2 separate regions of the Homo sapiens genome follow, and region 2 is linked to region 1. A link is a contact called in ENCODE Hi-C data. All regions are on one chromosome and are shown on one strand. The core of a region is the stretch at or near the end of the contact, and the rest is flanking DNA. Distances in the headings are between cores, read along the strand shown. Region 1 has its middle 21 kb from the start of CSF2. Region 2 overlaps CCNI2 (cyclin I family member 2).

What was found. Hi-C counts contacts between places; a loop is a spot of excess contacts on that map. Pooled maps may share reads with other maps.
Region 2: a pooled map shows a loop between it and region 1 (2.3-fold over the local background). The contact joins two enhancer-like sites. A Hi-C loop is called at or near these places in 3 of 37 single-sample maps with no recorded cell type and 5 of 50 pooled maps.

Annotation. Positions count from the first base shown.
Region 1 is chr5:132,091,259-132,099,144 of GRCh38, forward strand. No RefSeq gene overlaps it. Among named protein-coding and RNA genes, the nearest start is that of CSF2, 21 kb to the left of the region's middle. RefSeq lists enhancers at 2,890-4,089, 6,918-7,212. Within about 2 kb of position 3,398, at least 3 of the 41 ENCODE cell types and tissues checked have a DNase peak (open chromatin) inside an H3K27ac peak, as active enhancers do.
Region 2 is chr5:132,748,912-132,756,797 of GRCh38, forward strand. CCNI2 (cyclin I family member 2) reads left to right here. Exons shown (of 6, transcript NM_001039780.4): 3 at 437-511; 4 at 1,946-2,086; 5 at 3,055-3,285; 6 at 3,955-5,492. The coding sequence ends at 4,059. It overlaps SEPTIN8 (septin 8), which reads right to left. Exons shown (of 10, transcript NM_001098811.2): 10 at 1,908-3,270. The coding sequence ends at 3,105. Among named protein-coding and RNA genes, the nearest start is that of CCNI2, 5.4 kb to the left of the region's middle. RefSeq lists an enhancer at 2,730-2,939. Within about 2 kb of position 4,405, at least 3 of the 41 ENCODE cell types and tissues checked have a DNase peak (open chromatin) inside an H3K27ac peak, as active enhancers do.

The sequences.
Region 1 (7,886 bases), core at 2,148-4,647:
TTATATCACTGTGGGTCTGTGGACCCAGAGGACCTGCTATTAGCAGAACTCAGGCCAGGAATCTATCACCTGGCCCACATATACCCCTCATTCTAATGAGAGGATTTTGGTGCCACTTCAGGTACCTAGGTAACAATGTCAATTCTAATCCCGGGTTCAATAGTCTTTCACATGTTAGGATATTCTCTTTCCTAGTATGTAGCTATCCAAGTTAAGTGCCCACAGGTCCCCCTGGGAAAGGGCTGGGGAAATCATTATCATGCACACTTGCTGTGGTGGTGTGGGACTCTTCCTTCTGGGAGATCTGGCATCTTCTTCAATCAGTAGGTTCTAAGTCTGAAAACTGGTTCAGATCTGGAAACTCGGCAGGTTACTTTTTATTGGGGTGACTGGACTCATTATCCATGATTGATTTCTTTTTCTTGCACAGAATAACCCGCAGCACTGTTGGCTGGCCATCTATTGTGACCCTCCAGATGCTATGTTTTATTAACCATGTCCATAACTCCCCGGGAGCCAGGCCCTCTTAACAGCCATTCCAATCTTGCCACCCAGACAACTGGGCCAAGTGCTATGACTTGGCCTCTATTATCTCAGAGTCCTATCACCCCTACTGCTATCAGTGAGCCCAGTTCTGTGACATTTCCTATCAATGCTGGCCTATTTTAGCCACCATTTTAGTTCTTGGTGATACTGGTGCCCTTCTTTCCAATACATTTCTTGTTTTGGTATCTTCTTGGCCCTCAGGCGAGTATTCTGAATTTGCTTAGTATATTTATTCCTGCACACCCACGTCCTTCATAGTCTGCCATAGCCATTCTGGCTACCCTCACTTAATATGGGCCATCCTCTTTCCATGCTTCTAGGAGCCATCCAAACGATGTATTTGCACCATCTCTTGGGGCCTTGCCACAGTTTTAAATACTTTATCCTGGAAGAATGTTCCCATATCCATAAACTCTTTTGTTCAAATTTCTGTTCCACCCCCTTGGTCCAGAATCCAGTCCTGTGCATACTCTCCAAGCTCCTGCTAGTACTCTCTGGATATGACCAGAATTTCCTTTGAGGTATAGTCCTTTTCTACACTAGCAAGTTCAGCATGTCTGGCCAGGTTAGGTTTTGACTTAACCCTAGTTATTGGCCTAGCACAAAGAGGTAACATGGAATGAGAGCATGTCTTGCAGGACAGAAGCCTCCGCATTTTCTTTTTAAAGTAAGAAGCAAGTTCTAGCTTTTAACAGAGATGAGTAGGTCACTTCTGCAGGTCCAGAGTGTTTAGTGAAATCTGAGGATTCAAGATATTCAGGTGCAACAGAGGTCCTCATCCCACGTGTCAGGGTCTCATTCTTCCCCAACCAGGGCTCTGCCCTTGGCATAGAAGACCTGCCTTGGTTGGGAATATAACCTTCTTTGAAGCTTAACTACTTTGACAGAAGTCTGGGTCTGATTCTCTGCTTTTTCTTCTTTTCTATAGATGCACCAAAGAGGCCTACGGCTTTCATGCTTATGTTTTCATTGCCAATTAATCACTCTAAGCTCTCCATTTTCTTTTACTGAAAGTTAGTCAAGCTTAGCAATTCCATTGTCCTTGCAGTGGCTAATTCCCCCATATTTCTCAAACACCTGAGGCACTGCACCATCTAATGCATTCTCTTCCAACATAGGTAAAAGTTTTAACAATTATTACCATGGGCCAAAAGCTGTCTGCTTCACCTGCCACCTGTGATGGGAGTCCTCATTGGCAGCCAACAGTGGATGATCCAGCTCCAAAATCATATCTTAGCATCTCATTTTTTTTCTGTCACTCCTAAAGCCAGATGCCATAGATTAGGTTCTATAGGAAACAGACTGAGTAGGATATGAGCATGTAGGACCTTTATTAGGAAAAGATCTTGGGGTCAACATCAGTGGAAATGAGGACTGAAACAGGACTAGGCAAAAGGAGAAGTGGAGCTACTATGCAATTCCAGCCGAGGTTCCAGCTGAGACCAGGAGTGCTCATCTGTGATGATCCTTCAGAGTTTTCCCAAGAAGGAGAGGGAGCCAAGCCTTTATACCTTCATATTTATCAGTTGGTAGACGTGGGCTCCCTACAGAAGTAGGTGTGACCTTACACAAGGCAATTATTTTTTAGCAGTAGTCCAAAATAGGGCTGACAGCTGGGGCTGTCTTCTGGCAGCTCTCCCACCAGCTGGTGAAATAAATCTTTCATTCATAAAGGGGATGGGGCGGGGGGGTCTGAGCTGTGTATCACAGCATCCACAAGACCACCTTAAAAAGCCTGTACAAATCTTGTCCCTGGGCAGATGGGTCAGAGCCTGATGCTTACAAACCACGCTTCCCCCCACAACCCTGGCAACTGGGATTCTGTTGCTTTCCTATTGTGACACATAAGCCCAGGGAAGAGCCTCACTCTGCCATTCTCAGGTACTCAACTCCTCAGGAGAAATGGCTACAGGGTCCCTCTCCCCATCTAATATTGAGTACTCACTGTATCTCAGCCACCAGGTATCAGAGACACCTGTCAGGCAGCTTTTGTCCCTAGCAGTAGTGAGCAGAATCAGTATCATCTGGGTTGGGGCGGCTATAGTTTCTTGGTCAGTCTATGAAAAGAGGAGGAGTCGTTTGCCAGGTGGCAAAGGGGCAGAGAAAAACATGCTTGTGATGGGATGCCTTAAAGAAAGCCCTTCAACCAGGCCAGGTGATCTGGTAAGAGGTGTGGTGGGGATAGGCTGAAGCTAGATCAAAGAAATCTGGACCTAGTAGCTCGCATTTAGGATGGCTCCATAATCGTGGAGTTTCTCCCCAAAGAGGGGCATGCAGAAACATGTCTGGGAACACCACTAGTCTGAAGTGTTGTTTGTAGGGTGGCAGGTTAAGAAAAGGTAGGGACCCTTGTTGGAGGGTGCAGACCTTGATTTGGCCTTTAGACCGCAAGTTTGAGACCTGTAGGGTAGCCAAAGAGAGAAGTACCAAGCCCCAAGGAACTTGGAAACCTAGAAGATGGGCAGAGGAGGAGGCAGCTGTGTAAGAGGCTTGTAAGAACTGGTCACAGAGGAGAAAGAGAAACAGGAGCGGTGGCATCAAAGAAGCCATGAAAAACATAGAAGTCAGAAAATACCAATCCTGGAGGAAGCAGGTTGGTGTGGGGAAGTGACATTTGTTGGCAGGGGCCTCGGGGCAGGCCTGTGGAGGATAGGGAAATGGAACAGTCCTGGCAGTTCAGGTGGCTGGGGGCTGGGACCTTTGGACAGGCTGTATATTAAGCAGGTTTCACGCGACGCCTCCCCTTCTGAGCATTCCCCATGGCCTCGCTAGTGCAGGATGGACAGGAACTGTACTCAGGTCCAGGTGACAGCTCATGCCTGGATTTTCCCAAGGGGGCGGATCCAACCAGTCCACCAGTCCGTTCTGGCAGCTTTAAGCTCCTCTCAGACAGGGTGACATCCAACTGTTTCAAGGGCTTTCCAGTGGGCTGCACTTGTTCTGTCCCACAGGATCTATAGGGAAACCCCAGCTCTGGGCAAACAGACCCCCACCCCCTGACTAAGGCCTCCAGAATCTGGGCCAGAGGCCAGGGTGGGGCAAGACACTGAGTCAGGACAGCGGTTTTCTGGCTTCCTTAGTTTGTGTCCACAGACATCCTCACTATCCTAGGAGATGACCCCAGCAGGAATGGGGAGCTGAAGCCTGAAGAGTCACTGAAATGATTTACATAATTTCCTTAATGCTCACCACGATCATGTGAGAGAGAGAACATGACCCGTTTCACAGACGCATCACTGAAGCTGTGAGCAGAGAAACGACTTGTCTGCCAGACAGTGGCAGATACAACACTTAAACCAAAGTCTCTGAGTCTCCTCAGGTGCCCTTTCATCACTCTTCCTGCTACTTGGCATCAACCAGCCGGGATGAGACACTGAAAGGGATGCCAGGTCTTTGTTATGTTGCATCCAAATGCTAGCTAGCCCCTGCCAGCCCATCCACCACACCCGGGCTGCCTCTCATATCTAGTATCTCAGCCCTCCAGACCCTCACTCCTCCTTGAGACTCTAGCCCCCAGTCCCCAGTTCCTCCCAGACTTCCCAGACTCTTCACAATCACCAGTGTGGAGGAATCCATTGTACCAATGAAGAGTCTAAAACACAGAGAAGCACAGGGAGCCAGGTGCAGAGAGCACATGGATATGACACTTGCCCTATGGCAGCTGCCCTAGTGTCCATGAATGGCAGAGAAGTGGGACAGTAGCCCTGCGTCTTAACCACCACAGTGAGGACAAGGGTGAGGCTGCTGGGGCAGTCCCAGCTCCAGGGCCTTTGGAGGGGATCTCCTCTCCTTGCTCTCCACAGGAAGCATGTGGTGCTGGCCAGCCAGCCACAGAGGTCTGGGCATCCCCAGGGAGCAGCACAGAGGTGCCCGGCAGCCCCCACCTCTCCACCCTTCAGCCCTCTTCCCACCTCTATCACGCTGGCAGCCACACTTCTTATCTCCAGGACTTGGCTTCCTGTTGCTTTTAAAGAGACCCGTGGCCTACTGGCTGGCATCCACTAGGCCAAGAGGCCTTGCCCCGTAACTCCTGGGGTTATGGCAGGCTCATGCCTTGCTCGCCACAAGGAGAGGCTCTCCTCTCCACTCAGCACTCAAGTCAGCCTGAGGACTGCTTGACAGCCCAGTGACTGGCAATGTGAGCTCTTCTTAAGAATGGATTCATTCATTCATTCATTCATTCATTCAATAAATACTTTTTGAGTACCAATTTACCATGTTATCAGGCACTGTCCTGGGCATTAGGGCCATGCGGGACAAATTGTCTGCCCTCTTGATGCTTACAAGGTAGTAAAGAAGACAGTAAAGCAGTAAACAAAAGAATGCTCAAGATAATGTCAGTGGAGATAATAAAATAAAATACAGAGTGGAATAACAGGCATTGGAGACTTCAAAAGATGGGAGGGAGTGAGGGTTGAAAAATTACCTATTGGGTACGATGTTCACTATTCAGGTGATGGCTACACTGAAAGCCCAGACTTCACCACTACATAATATATCCATGTAACAAAACCACACTTGTGCCCTTTAAACCTATTTTTAAAATAAAAATAAAATAAATAGAATATGTGATGATGGCATGGAAGATTTTAGATGGTCAATGGGAGCCTTTCTGAGAAGGTGACATTTGGCTGAGACCTGACTGACAAGAAGGAGCTGGATTTATGTTTTTAAAGGATCCCTCAGGCTACTGTGCTGGCCAAAAGTCAGTAAGGGGATCAGTGAGAAGGTTTTTATATTTGCTTCGCCAGAGTTGATGGCCTGAACTGGAGAGTGAGGGTAAAAAGGGGGAGAAGTGGTCAAAGAAGGGCTCACAAAGGAATAGAGGACAGAGGCTGGGGCACAGGAGGCTGCCTGGGTTCAGTGCTCAAGGTCTTGGCAGGTGGAGGCTTTTCAACACCTCTACCTCTGCTCCTCAGTTGGCCTAGGTACTTGGAGGCCCCTGTCAAATGCCCTGGGACAGGGCCAGAAGTATCCAGAAGGAAGAGGGAACAGACAGCAAGGGAGCCCTGGGGCCAGGTCTAGCTGGGCTCTGTTCTCACTTGCAGGGAACTCTGACTCTAATCATAAAAAGAACTGAACTTGACATGCAGCAAGTGCCCTTCAACCTGGTGCTCTTGCATCTTGAACTGACAGAACTTTGACAGGTGGACGCCACAGCAGTTGCTTGTTGACTGCCTGGCACTCAGCACCTTGACCTGGTCATAATCCAAGCTGATGCCCAGATGATGCCCACTGAAGTTGTAGCTCATTGGTCATAAGGTGTCCAAGCTGGAATCCTCCTGGTCTGTAGCAGCTTTTGAGCTCCTGGCCATGGGGAGAGCAGAGAGCAATGTTTGAACAGTGGTAGTGGTAGAGCCGAGGGAAGGCGGCTGCCAGGAGGAGAGAGAGTCAATTGTCATCAGAGGTCCACTAGTCATCTCCTGCTCACCACCAAAGAGAGCTCTCCTCTCCACTCAGCATCCAAGCCACAAAGATATCAAAGCAGAGGGCTGGGGATGCCAAGGTGAAGGGGGCAGAAATGGAAGCAAGGACAATTGAAGCATAAATGGGAATACCAGGGAAGAGTCAAGGGCCTTGTGTGAGCATTCAGTGTTGGGGCAGAAATTATCCATTAAAGTCACTCCAATCAGCAAATCTCAGTGGTGTGGGGCAGGGTGGATGTCTGTGACACATCCAGTAATATACCCCCTCACAGTTTGGTACCCGGTAGTGGGACCCCAATGGTCAGAGAGTATGAGAATTATGCCATTTTCAAACTGGGCTGCCCTGGACTCTAAGAATGAGCCCAGGAAAATGTTGAATCAGGATGATACTAGGCTTCCAATATAGAAAACATCATGGCTGAAAGGCAGGTACTCAAATGTTTTGCTTCTGCACAATTTTATAGCTTTCTTGAGAGACCATTTGGGAACTTGGCCTGTCTCTTGAACTGTTTTACAGGCTAATGAAGCCAGTGTATCTGAGATTCACATGCAAATGTCCACACTGGCAGGTGCCATGAATCAAATCTCCAGGATTTAAACAGAATAAAGATGAGATTCCTGTTCTCATATATGCCAGTTCTACAGGAGGCCTGCAAGTAGAACTTCTGGACCTAGAGATTTTGTTATCCTGAAGCTGTCAAAGATGTCTCATGTTTACCTGAGCCCTCACTCACCACCAACCAGTGTATAGAGCAGGGGTGTCCAATCTTTTGGCTTCCCCAGGCCCCAATGGAAGAAGAATTGTCTTGGGCCACACATAAAATACACTAATGATAGCTGATGAGCTTAAAAGAAAAAAGTCTCATAATATTTTAAGAAAGTTTATGAATTTGTGTTGGGCCACATTCAAAGCTGTCCTGGGCCGCATGTGGCCCACAGGCCGTGGATTGGACAAGCTTGAGAGGGATACTACAAACCTCAAGTTGTTCTTACGTTTCTACCCAGAGAGAAGGCTTTCTCAGACAGTGATCAAATGACTAAGCATGTGCACGGCTCTGGGTCTGAGCAGTCACCAACCTCAGCTGAAGAGGGAAGTTTGGGCACTTCTAAGGAATCTGTTTTGCTAGGCCTCACTATCTCATGCACCCTGACTTGGGCTGTCCATCATGGTGTCAGCACAGTCAGGTGGCCCCTCAGATAAAGCAATGTAACCACTGAAAACAGTTAATCACACAGGTACCACACAAATCTTACCGGACATTTCAGAGACATCTTTACAAACTAGCCTATTGTCCTAAGAATGATTTAAGTTTACTGTTAAAAATTCAAACAAGTAAAGAGCATCCCATATCCAAAGATGGCCCTTGGGTAGCATCCTTCCAGGTACCTGGATTTTCTCATCCATAAAGTCAAGTATATCCAATTATTCCCTGTATGAAAATGCTTCTACTATACAGACTATAACCTTTTTTGTTTTGTTCATTTAAAAATTGTAATGTGCCACATGCCAACAATATTATTCAGAATCAAATGATTCAAATAGCTAAGATAAAGTTGTGACCTAATGTTAAGTCAGCCTACTGTCTTTTATAACAAAAGTGTAGTTTTGGAGAAAATCCTTCCTTTCTTGAACTACTGACAATGATTAACATTTATTAACAATGGTTAACCTTTCTCAAGCATTTACTAAGTTCTAGGCACAGTGGTACTAAGCATTTTTGCATATACTCATTCACTTAATTCATATAACAAGCCTCTCTGAACCTTTGTTCTTCATCTATAAAATGGGAATAATAGTACCTACCTCACAGGTAAGTAATTTTTCAACAGTCCCATAACAACCTGGGGGTGGGGGGACAAGGAGTGATATGGATGTCGGTGTGTGTCTGTAGAACCAAACTGTTCTGCTGAAGA
Region 2 (7,886 bases), core at 3,155-5,654, 660 kb after region 1:
TTCTGTCTTGTGGAGAAATTGAGCCTTTTAAAAATGGGAAAAAAAAGCTTATTAAAACAAACGGCTGGGCGCAATGGCTCACGCCTGTAATCCCAGCAATTTGGGAGGCCAAGGGGTGTGGATCACTTGAGGTCAGGAGTTGGAGACCATCCTGGCCAGCATGGTGAAACCCTGTCTCTACTAAAAATACAAAAATTAGCCAGGTGTGGTGGCCCGCCCCTATAGTCCTAGCTACTCAGGAGGCTGTGACAGGAGAATCGCTCAAAATCAGGAGGTGGAGGTTGCAGTGAGCCAAGATCATGCCACTGCACTCCAGCCTGGGCAACAGAGTGAGACTCCATGTCAAAAAAGTGTATAAAAGAAAACAAACACAGATGCTTTTCAGTTTGTTTCTGGCATTCATATTCTGCTCAAATGTGTTTGTTCCATACTGCAGGTAAAAGAGAAATACCTGCATTGCGCCACAATTACTTCCTTGAGGCTCGCTGCAAAAGTTAATGAAGAAGAGGAGGTATGCATCCTTGGAAGTCCACACTGGGCTGCACTTGAGGTATAGGGGTGTAACATTGGAGGACTCCAGTTTCCTGATAGGTCTGTGCCCTTAGGTATGGTGGATGTTTTGAAAAAGTCACCAACTTGCCGGCATCTCTGCTATCCCTTCCATCGGCTTGTCAGGCTTTGAGACCCCACAAATGAACAAGTAGAGCAGCTGAACTGTCCTGGCCCACCAAACCTAGAGACCTGAACTCTTGACAGATACATCTGGCCTCACTGGTTGATGACAGATGCTACCTCTCTCTAAACAGGGGCATCTGCTGTTGAGCAAGGAAAAAGGCCTCCCAAACCATGTGACTTAACATCCACCCCAAGCAATTATGTCTAAGAAAGCTGCTTGAGACTTGAGGACTTGGCTGTGTCAATGAAGCTGGTCCTTGGGAACTCTGGGACCCCTGAGAGGGACAGGAGGGCCATGTGCTGGGGGTAAAGTACAAGGGGCCCATGAGCATTTCAGGCATGGCTGGATGGCTGAATTTCACTGTGGCATCTGTTCAGGAGGAGATCATCTCCTAATACCCTTTCCAAGCTTTCCTACCTCCCTCCAACTTCTCCCAGTTTGGGGATGGTGAAATCACTGCCATTGCCACGGGGGTCACCCTTAGCTGATCTCTGGGTCTGAGGAGGCAGGGAAGAAGTTGTGTGTCCAGTTCCAAACCTTCAATAAAAATGTTTTAAACTCCTGTTTATTAGAATAGAATTAATGCCCAAGTTGCTTTTGTCCAACTAAAAATCAAGTGACCCTTTTTCTGGAGGTTATAGTAATACTTCTGTTTATCTAAAAACATAGGATCAAGCCTTTAATGTACTTGGTACTCAAATGTTTACTCATAGACAAGCCTCATTAGTCCCTCTGTGGGAAAAGCCATAGTTTTTCCAGAACTGAACCACCTTCAATCAAGGTTGAAGGAAATGTGTTTGCAGTTGCGATGCTAAAAAACCCATAGGAGGTTTTATCAATGTGTCTGGTACAGACTAGGAAGCTCAAAAGCATAGTTTTTTTCTCTATGCCCAGTACCCACGGTAGGGATCAGGAATAGGGAGAGGCAGAACCCATGGCTCCTGGAAAGCTTGGGGTGAGTTCTTGCAGCTGAACAGGGGAGATGGCACAGCCCCAGCCTCCAAAGCACCTTTGGGTATGAGCTAGCATGCAGCTGGGGGATCAAGACCCGGTTTCAGAGGGGGACCATGTGATGTTCACTACATAACTACCTGAGGATTTGACAGATAGCCAAGATCTGGTTTAGTATTTCTTTCAGAAGCATTTTCTGTGGCAGGCCACAGGAAGACAACTCCACTAAGGTCATGAATGCCCAGTCCCCATGGGTAAGAAAACAAAAGCTACTATGACATGATGTAGGGCTTTGGCCTCTTTATTTTCTTTTTACAGTTTATTCCACAAGTAAAAGACTTCACAAAGCACTATGGCTCTGACTATTCCCCGAATGAGCTGCTGAGGATGGAGCTGGCTATTCTGGACAGACTGCACTGGGACCTCTATATTGGGACGCCGCTGGACTTCTTGACTATAGTGAGTAAGGAGGTGTTTACAGAGTCTACCCTAAACTCGTTTGTGCCTTTGGAACAGCTGTTTACAACATGGGATGGCAAAGCACAGGCGTGCACACGCCCTTGCACATGCACCACAGTGAGGTGACGCACAAGGCTCATGACATACGGAAGAGTGAAAAGGTATCTTAAATCCAACACAGTTCCACCAGACTCCCACTTCTAAAGGACATTAAATTAACTTTACAAAGATTTTTAGACGGCACTATTATGGTGAGTTTCTCTTTTAAATACACACTGCAAAAATATTTAACTTTCCATTCTATGAATACTGTACATAAATATCTGTCTGCTTTTGCTACACTTTACACACATTCACTTAGCTGTCTTTATTCACCTACACACAATCCTTATTGAAGCTTTAGACCATATTGATCTGGCACTTAAAAAAATATCATACATTAGTTTGTATTTGTTTTAGTTGGGGGAATGATGGTCATCCTTAAGGATATGATTCTGTTAGTAAGGCAAAATTATGCAATGTGGAAATCTCATGGGGTTTTGGTTTGTTATGAAGCATGAAGATTAAATTACTAAAGACTGTTTCATTACGAAAACTGGCCACCGTTGCCAAGTTGCAGAGTTTCGTCTTATGATAAGCAGATACAAGTAACTTTTCTGCTACCTTGGTCTTGAATAGTATGTTTCTATTTTTCAGAATGGAAACATTGTCATCTAGGTACTTTCCGCTCATAACGATGATGTCACAAAGCAGACTTTTTTTTTTTTTTGGTCCCGGAGTGGAAGCTCAGCTTGGCCACAGGATGGGCATTAAGCCTCAAGCCCCTTACGGAGCCATGGATAGGAATGAAAAGGGTTGGGCAACATTTGATGTTCCCTGATGGAAATTTAAATTGTTTGCACTTTTGATCATTGATATAGGAAAAGTATGGCGTTTTCTGTTCTAACATTAAAAACCATGGTCTCCAGTTCCATGCCCTGGTGGTCCTGAGCTGGCCCCATGTGTTGGAGCTGCTGCCTCAGAGGAATCCTTCCCTCCACGTCGCATCCCTGACCAGGCAGCTGCAGCACTGTATGGCGGGCCACCAGCTGCTGCAGTTCAAGGGCTCCACACTGGCCTTGGTCATCATCACCTTAGAGCTGGAGAGGCTCATGCCCGGCTGGTGTGCTCCTATATCTGATCTGCTAAAGAAAGCACAGGTAGACATCAACTTTGCCCCAGACCAGGCTCTGTGTTTTGCCCCTTTAGCTGACACACTCTGACCCCAAAGGGGTACCCTTTGCCCTTGTAGCCTCTGGAAAATGTTCTGGCCATAACCCTGGAAAGAGTCTGCCCAAAGGCTAGGCTTTCCACACTTGGTCACGCTCTATGCACTTGAGATGGGACATGTGTTCCCTTCACTGGACCAATGGGGGTGGTCTCTGAGAGTGAGAGAATCTTTATCTCAATGGGAGCCCTTGTAGCCAAGAGGACTGTGGGGAGTCAGGGGTATGTCTGGCTTAGGAGGAAGCAACCCTGAGCTTAATACTGAGGAGCATAAATTCTAAACTCCTTCACCTCTCCTTTGTATGAGTGTGTGGTACCAGGTACAGGGGTACCATGAGGCAAGCATTGTGGGGGCACAAGGAGGAGAGGGGTGTGTCAGAATCCCTCAGAACAGATAGGTTAGGATGGAATGCATAGTTAGACTAATGACAACTTTACTGAGGTTGGAAATGGATGTCCCTGAGATGGTAGGATTAGTGGTCCTTAGTTGGGTGGTTGGACCTTCCTGAACTTGCTTCATGCTAACATTTTGGCACTCAATTGCCAATTTCTTAGAATGTATGATGGTTCTGCTTGAAGATGGCCACTCTATTCTAATACAGGTTGGTGATATGCAGTACAGCTGCTGCAAGGAACTTGTAATGCAGCAACTGAGAAGTCTTCAGTCATCCTCCTGCACAGACAACTTTGTGTCACCTGCCAACTAGCCCCTCTGCCTCCACCCCGGGGCTTTCAGAGCATAGTGTGAAACCTCCTTGCTTGGACTACCATGAGTTCTTTGGCTTGTTATGAATCCTGTAAAAAGGGAAGGTGGCTCTGGAAGAGCAACTGAGAAAAAGTTCCCAACTGAGCCCTTGGAAAAAAAATAAAGGGGAGAGGGGAAAGGCAGGCTGAGGTCAGTAGAGGTCAGGGTGGTCTGATAGACTATGACCCTGTCTTCCCTTTTTCTCCTCTGGGCCTGAAGCCAGGGAGTATGAATGAATGTTCAAATGGCAGCTTGTTTTACCTTCCTTCTCCAGCAAGGGTTGGCATTGGCCCCTGGGAGCGCTGGAATATGAAACCAAGAGGCAGGCCTGGCTCAGGGCTGAAGGGCTGGGGCTAGCTCTGACCAGTTCTTGCTGCTCTACCTGCCAGAGCTGGCCAGGTCCTTCCAACTTCCCAGGCTTATCCCAAACACATATGTGGTGCTTCCAGTCCCAACTACCCTGCCTGCCACTCCTCACATGGGACAGTCTCTGCAGATGCATTTACCCAACCATGGCTATGACTTATGTCTTCCCTTTACAAGGACTGGATTATAAAGTATGCTTTGTTTAATGTAACTTGAGCAAGCTTTAGGCATATCTTTCCTTTGTTACTCTTAAGCAAAGTGGTTTCAGTTATTAGTTTAACTAGAGGGATTTTGTGCTAATGAATGGGTATTATAGGCTAACACCTGTGATGGGAGGCACAGCTCTGAATGCTTTCTGTTGGGATGAGCAGGTTCTGAGGCCAAGCCTGCTCCAACCACAGTGCTGCCAGGAGGAGGAGCCGGCTGCCTCTCTCATGCTGTGCTACCACAGAGCCATTCTCTAAGCAGGGGAGTGCAGCTGACAAAGATGCCAGCTGGGGCTGTGTAAGTTGTGTTGGGGGCATGAATGACTGAGCCACACATTCAGAGGTGGTTTGTGAAGTCTTCCACTGTGAACTATGGTTTTTTTTTTTTTTTTTTTTTTTTGGTGTGTTTGTGTAAATGTGCTAAGCCATGGGGTGGGAGGGGAAAGATTTACTAGGTGCAAAGTGGTCAAGGGCCAGATATACTATAATTGTCTATATTATAGAGTTAGTATACATCTGTATTTTTTCTTGACACACTTTTGCTTGTTGGTGCTTTCGTTAAAATTACACTTTAATTGCTTCCGATCCTGTATGAGTCTTATTTTGAGCTACCATGCATTTAGCCTTGCGAGAGTCAGATACATTTGGAACACTATCTCCTAGGTCATATCAAGAACTCTCCTCTAGTCCAGAACCCATTTTACAGATGGAGATGCTGAGGCCATGCTGCTCACAGCTTCCAGTGGTGGCCGTTGAGTGCCCTCTGCCTCCTTCCTTCCAGTGTAAGTGGGACCACAGTGCATGAGGCAGAAGGACATCCTGAGGGCCCATACCAGTTTAGGCATCCCAGGCTTTAGGGGAACTGCTGGAAGACATCTGCTGCTTAACCAGGTGGCTATGGATGTGAGCTGGATTCTGAGAGCTGATCCAACTCAAACCTCTTGGAGAAAGCAGAGGGTAGACATGTGAGTCCTAGGACTGGGGTAAGAGACAACCTTCTGCTCTGGCTTTCTATAAATGATAGAACTCTTCTATAGGGAAGCTCACTTTTGTATTGCCGAAGTCCCACTCGTGGATTTTTAAAAATCTTATGTGCTTTTCAAGCTTGCCGTGGGGCCCCAGGTCCCATCCTACTTCCCTCTAATATTCTTTTCTGACATTAGGAACTCCTATCCCACCTCAACTCAGAGATTGGGAAACATTTCTCAGGGAGAAATATGGATACAATCTATTTTCCTTTTGACCCCAGCTATTGAAAGGCAGGGATTGGTGAAGGAATGAGGCTGAAGAAAATGGAGATGGAAAAAGCTCAGAGGCAGATGCTATGGCAGAAAGAAAGGTAGGTGGGCTCAGGGAGGAACAGGGCAGGGGGAGCATCATAGACCTGTCTTAAACTTGTCCAAACAGTACTTCCCTGAAATGAATGAGCCAAGTCATTTGATGATGTTTCCACCACCTAGGAGGCCCTCCTCCCCCTGGCTTCCTGGAGAGTCTCTGTCCTTCAAAGCTTGGTGAATACTTTACTTTGCCTCCCTGCTGCCTGCACAAGTAGAGCTGAGCTATGCCTGCATTAGGGATGTGTTCATACCACTCTCCCTGCAGGGGTCCCCATTTTCTCATTTTGGTCTTCCCAAACCTACCTAGTGCTCAATGGAGAAAGCTCCTTAAAAAACAAACCCACATACTTTTTATCACTTCTTTTCACCAGTCTGCTCTTCCTCAGCCACTTTTGCCTGTCCCCTAGGGCTTTCTACCTCTAAAAAACAGTCTCAGGTCCACCAGCCCACACCATCAGGCTGTGTACTTTAACACTAGCCACACTTTCACTACTCTTCCATCATTCCATTGAGATGCCAAGGAGCAGGTGTAGCTCAGGATTTAAGGGTACAGACTACCAGCGTTCAAATCTCAACTTCTCCAGTTACTTGCCATGTAACCTTGGGTAATTACTTAAACCTCTGTGCTTCAGCTATAAAATGGGGATGAATGGTCCCTAATCATAGGATTAGGATGAGGATTAGAGGAGTTAATGCATGTAATATGGTTCCGAGCAGTCCTGGCACTCGAATATTAGTAGTCCCGTGGCAAGCCTTTGTGTTAAGGAGGAACACTCCTCAAGGGCAGGTGCCCCTTTTCTCATGTCCTGCACCCAGTTAACCAATAAAGATTCATGGACCACAGGCTGCCCCTTTACCTTCCTGTAACTTTCCTGTGACTCTTCCCTCCATCCCCCACCTATGCAAGAGCCTTTCACAGATGTCTGTAGCAGGGTTTCCTATTAAAACAATTCCTACAGAAGTAGATCAACCTCCACAAAATTCAAAGAACAGACAAGCTGTATTTTACCACAGTTGTAGCAGATTAATGGGCTCAGGAAACGTTAAATCAGAAAAGCTACTGCCCAAAAAAGACACCACAAAAACTCAAAATAAATGCAAAATTTAATGAAAAAAATAAGTACAAAGTGAATGGAAAAGAACAAAAACAGTCAATGAATGCAGGAGTAAATGAATTAACACGTGAAGCAATTTTAGAAAAGCATGTTAACGTAACAGACTAGCAAGCCACACTTCCTCAGGCCTCGTATCCATGAGCCCCACTTAACAGGGAGCCCACATTTACACATACACAAACATATGCAGTCAGTAATGCACAATTACAAACCACCTAGATCAGGGTACCCACAACTAGAAAGAACATATTTCCACATCGGCCTGGGACAGGTCTGGTTTATGCCTTTTGATCTGGTGTAATTAATAGCATCCCCTTTCTCTCTCAATAGTCCCAATTTGGGCAACGAATTATATGGTGATTCTTCTACCTCAAACAAACATGGTTTATGATAAAGACATGATAGTAAATGCCAACATGATCCTGTAAGACAGCCCTAATAAAGCCAACAAATGACAATGAGAAAAAGAGGGGTAAATGAGACTCTGCAGACAGGGTCACATTCTATGGGGGCTAACTTACTAAACAGTGGCAAGTTTTAAGCTCACTTTATGCACCAAGGTTTAATTTGGTCTCAGCTAAAGAAGACAAAATTCCAAACACAAACAGCAGGGGAGAGGTGCAGTGAGGCTTGCTGGAGGGACCTGTGGAGGCAGCTCAGACCAGAAAACACAAGTCTGTCAAGTGTCCTGAAGATCCTGGGAAGGCTTAGGCCCGCAGGCAGCCAGCCACGAGTATGGCCTTTCAGTATGCCTGGGGTGCGACC